2 separate regions of the Homo sapiens genome follow, and region 2 is linked to region 1. The links are chromatin loops, found by intact Hi-C in ENCODE. Cell type or tissue: HepG2. All regions are shown on one strand. Region 1 overlaps SETD2 (SET domain containing 2, histone lysine methyltransferase). Region 2 overlaps SETD2 (SET domain containing 2, histone lysine methyltransferase).

Region 1 (2,500 bases):
AAGGTACGCATCCCTCCCCAAACCTTCCCTCCCCGTTCCTGGGTCCCCAGCTCTGACATCTGACAAGAAAAAAAAAAATACTTTCTATGATGAAAAGGGCTTCTTAGAAGGTACACAGTTTGCCCAGAACATTGCCTGGTGGGCTACCAAAAGCAAGGGGAGTACCTTGCGAGCCAGATGTTTAAAGTCTTCAGTTGTGGTAATTCTTCCCACTTTGCAGTCAGGTTTCCGGTAAGGGTTCAGGCACTGGACGATGAACTGGGACATCTGCAGGCAGAGAAAAGAGAACACGTTGCTCAACAGTCCAGAGAGGGCAAGGAGTTGTACTGAGGAAATAACTAGAAAAGGTAGTGAGTAAAGCCAGCCAATCCTTCTCCTTTTCCTCCCTCAGGTTAACTGGTTTGGACAGTGGAATACTAGTAAGCCAGTAAGATCTGAGAAAAGGATACGGGCTCAGCCTGAGAGGGAAAGAGCTCCCCTGGATGGACTAAGCAAGCCTTAAAGGAGGCTGGAGGGACTCAACAGCATGACTTCAATGCTGAGTCCTTCAGCAGCCCCAGGTTTCAGTCAATGAATTTTGTGTCCTTGGCATAAAGACAGTAGCTGGGTTCTCTGGGCCCTGGAGGCAAGGCAGAGCACAGCAGGTGTTCCAGAGCTTCTATGAGGCTTAGCAATCCCAGGAACCACAGGAATTTTGTCATTGAAGGGTACTTAGATTCTTTAAGTGGTCATACCACAGCATGTGAAGCAGATGGAAGCATGATATGACAGCCAGCAAAGGAAAACCTAAGCAGAATCCTTTTCCTTCCACCACTTACTATGTCCTCCCTGGGCTGTCTAAGTATGGTCTGTCCTACCCAGGTGCTCCCAAACACTCTAGGAATAGGACCTTCAGAGGTATTTGTGGTGCTAAGATCATAGGGGACAAAGAGAATAAAGAGGCCAGTCATAGCCATTTCATCAGAGAGCACTTTGAACAAAGTCTACCCATCACTAAAATTCAGTGAGCCTTCAGGTGTTCAAAGAACAAGGCTATATCACAAGGTAGGCACTAAATAAACAGCTGCTGGTTCAATGAGCTGAAATACCAGTATGTTCACAAAGGGACCATAAGAAACTAAATTTTATCCCTGCATAAGCCTTTTAACTCAAGGTTTTTCTGGGGTTTCCTGGCCTCCAAACTCTCTTCCTTCAGTCTATCCCCTCAAACACAGATAGGGATTTCATTACCCCCTGCTTAAAATTCTGCAATGGTTCCCGATAACCCACAGACACATAGTTCCTATATGAAGAAGAACAATACCATTCCACCTCATTTTCAACAGCCCTCCCATATCTTGTGCTATAGCCCATCAGGCCACTTACAACTCCCTGGAAGGGAAGATGCTCTCTCTTGCCTCTGTACATTCTATTGATATAAGTTAGATCCCCTGCTGATCCATCTGGCCAATTCCTACCCCTGATTCAAGCGCCCTTCCTGACTGCCCAGATTGTGGCTCCCAGCCCTAATATGGCATACTTTTCACACAGCTGTCGCTACTTATTTACAGGTCTGTTTCTTCCAAAACACTACAAGCCCCTTCAGTGAATGAAGATTGGAGTTTAGAACCTAGATGCTATGAAGCAGACAAGTTTAGTGTCTTGATGGTTGGTAAGACACACTTCTGGTAGCATAAAAAGGAGCAGCATTCTCCCAAGCCCTGGAGAATTAGGCAGCTACCAAATGAGATATTACAGAAAGAGAACTGGACTTTGAGCCAGAACGCCTGAGTTCAAATCTTTTGTCTAGAACTTGCCTTCTCTGAACCTTAAGAGTTCTTTCACCTGAATAAGAGGAAAGGCAATCTGTCTTGCCTACCTCAAGGGCTGTTGTGGGGACAAAATGAGTCAATGGGTACTGAAGTGCTTAACCAGTTGAAAAAGGCCACACCTCTTTCACCAATGTGTCATTCACATAACAACTAAGTCAAATCACAGAAGCAAGAGGAATACCCAAAGACAAGGCAGCCTACCACTACAGACAGCTTTCTTTTGCCATAGATGCTACAGAAGGCCCACAGTCAAACAAGCAAATGTGGTCTGAGAGGGGCTCCTGTCAAGCCAAGAAAAGATGGCTGAGGAGTTTTCAGTGCTAAAAGAAGCACTTCAGCAAGACATACACACAAGGAACACCTTGTGTTCCTGCCTATCTTGGGGCAAAGGAGATATTCGACATACTTAGGACAAGAAATGAAAGGGTTCAGATTTAAGCCTGAGGAGCTTAGTGCTTATATCCACCAAACCTTACCTCTTTTCTGAATACTTCTTTGCTTTTCTTTGCTAGTTCACTGGAGGTGTCTGCTTCTGCTGTCTTGGGCTTTTTCGAGGCCTAAAAATGGAGGAGAAAACACAGTGGTGCTGGCATGAGAAGTCAGTTTAGTGATGCCCTACTGTCCCAGAACCCTCCTTTCTTTCCCCTAGCAGGGATACCTGATTCTTGGTATTAGAATCCGTTTAGAGG
Region 2 (2,500 bases), 47 kb after region 1:
CTGATTTCCTAATATTATAAAAATGAGGGTAAAGTTAGACTACGTATTTCCTGAAGTGTTTCACAATCCTTCCAAATTTTAAAGGTTCTATGCTTTGTTTGACATTAAGAAATGGAAACCAGGCTTATATATATTATATATATGTAAATATATATAAAATATATAAAATAATATAATATATAAAAATATAAAATAATTATAAGCATTATATATTATAAGCATTTTCTTATTTTAGAAACCTGAGACTGAGATGAAGGGTTCTACATGTGAAAGAGAGACTAAGGTCGGCAGAAAAGAGGCTACTCCCTGAAAAGATATAGTTGTTCATTACAGATCATCCTCTGCATCTCATGGATGCAAAATATTTCTCCACAATAATTTGCAAATATCTAGCCACACCAGACTAGATATTTACAAAATATTATGGAGAAACGCTCATAGGTATTTAAGCTTTGCTTGTGTGCTACTAATAGTTTTAACTCAGTGATCCCAGAAAGCTAGCTTCTGATAATCAACCCTATAGTGGTGCCACTGGTTTTGCCAACCACTATTGCCCAGTCCTGCCTTCTTTTTTATAGGAAGAGTTATTTGCAGCCCTAAGTAGAATGTGAGGCTATGAAGAGACTAAACCAGAGAGTGGAACTAAAAATATTCGAAAGACAAACAATGGTGCAAAGGTTATCTCACAGGTCTTTAACCAATAAGACTAAGATTATATAAAAAGTTATGCACACCAAAAATAAAAAGACAAAAAAAAAAAATCACACTGGCTTCTTCATTCTACTTTTAGTGGGTCAGTGGTGGAGGTACTCATGAAACCAATAACCACCATAAGTGACCCTATTCCTTGAATCTCTAAGTAAGTGTGCTGGAAGAAAGGAAGGAAATTCTTAAGGCTGGGCATAGTGGCTTACATCTGTGATCCCAGCACTTTGGGAGGTGGAAACAGGAGCACTTAAGGACAAGAGTTCAAGCCTAGCCTGGGTAACATAGCGAGACTCTGTCTCTACAAAAAATAAATAAATAAATAAATAACCAGGCATGGTGGCACACACCTATAGTCTCAGCTACTCAAGAGGCTGAGGCAAGAGGATTGCCTGAGCCCAGGAGTTCAAGGCTGCAGTGAGAGCTATGATGGTGTCACTGTGCTCAGCCTGCATGACAGAATAAGACACTGTCTCTAAAAAATAAATCAATAAATAAGTTTGTTGGAAATGTAACTAAGTGGTAAAGTCCAGAAACCAGATTCCCATGGCCTCCCTGCTATCCATTCTGAAACAATGATTCTAACTTTTTCAGGGGTGACTGAGAATCTGATCAAAGTTTTGAACTTGCCTCAGAAAAGTAAATACAGTCAACCCTTGAACAACATGAGTTTGAACTGGATGAAAGTCCACTTATATGTGGATTTTCTTCTAACTGTGCCACCCAAGACAGCAAGACTAATCCCTCTTCTTCCTCGTCAGTCTGCTCAAGGTGAAGATAAGGATGAAGACCTCTATGATGATCTATTTCCACTTAATGAAGAGTAAATATATTTTCTCTTATGATTTTCTTAATAACATTTTTATCTAGCTTACTTTATTTTAAGAATACAGTTACATAATACACATAACATACATAATATGAGGAGTCAAAAGTTATGTGGAATTTCGACGCACAGGGTATCTGTATCTCCTATGTTGTTCAAGGGTCAACTGTGTACATACAGAATTTTACATGTAAACATCTTTTTTCCTTTTAGAGACAGGGCCTCACTTTGTTGCTCAGGCTGGAGTACAGTGGCACGATCATGGCTCACTGCAGCCTCAATCTCCTAGGCTCAGGTGATCCTCCTACCTCAGCCTCCTGGTAATTAGGATTATAGGCACACACCACCACACTTAGCTAATATTTTTGTATTTTTTGTAGAGACAGGGTTTCACCATGTTTCCCAGGCTGGTCTCAAACTCTTGGGCTCAAGCAATCCACCTGCTTCAACTTCCCAAAGTGCTAGGATTACAGGTGTGAGCCACCCTGCCCAGCTGCATATAAATATCTTGAGGTAAAGACCCTCCCAAAGACATCTAGAAGTATAGGTTTAAGAATGTCTGCTCTATCTGGTGCGAAGGAAAAAAAAAATCAAAATCACAATAATAAAAGAAAAAAAGACTAAATAAAAAAAATAAAGAATGTCTGCTCTAGAGGACAAACGAATAGAAAAAAAGCTAGTAAAGACTGAGTTCAAGGAAAGCGACAACAAAACAGTGTAAGAGACATTTCCTTTGGCAAAATGCATTAAGAATAAAAGCACAAGTTTCCAAACTTTTACACCAAATATTTCATTTACCTAGTTATATATTCTCTAGTTTCAAAAACAAAAACGCTTAAGTTCTTATCAGTTACCTCTGCACATAACAAAAGAATATTTGTAAAGCCATCAACACAGAGTATCTCTGAATACCTACTTGTGTTTTCCTTTTCAGTTTGACTTTTCTTTGGAATTCGATATACCTCCTGC

Evidence for each region. A loop is a pair of places that touch in the nucleus more often than their neighbours do. Peaks named below come from ENCODE experiments on the same cell type or tissue, not always from the same donor. Only the 100,000 strongest peaks of a DNase experiment are listed, where the experiment ranks them.
Region 2: a loop joins it to region 1, with 2.3 times the contacts of the local background. A loop is called at or near these places in 2 of 110 quality-filtered maps.

What each region holds. Positions count from the first base shown.
Region 1 is chr3:47,017,473-47,019,972 of GRCh38, forward strand. It overlaps SETD2 (SET domain containing 2, histone lysine methyltransferase), which reads right to left. Exons shown (of 21, transcript NM_014159.7): 19 at 2,288-2,368; 20 at 166-267. Among named protein-coding and RNA genes, the nearest start is that of NBEAL2, 39 kb to the left of the region's middle. RefSeq lists a silencer at 1,943-2,022. In HepG2, no CTCF peak of the experiment used is centred here; a DNase peak (open chromatin) is centred at 949.
Region 2 is chr3:47,064,623-47,067,122 of GRCh38, forward strand. It overlaps SETD2 (SET domain containing 2, histone lysine methyltransferase), which reads right to left. Exons shown (of 21, transcript NM_014159.7): 13 at 2,448-2,496. Among named protein-coding and RNA genes, the nearest start is that of NBEAL2, 86 kb to the left of the region's middle. In HepG2, no CTCF peak of the experiment used is centred here; DNase peaks (open chromatin) are centred at 639 and 1,269.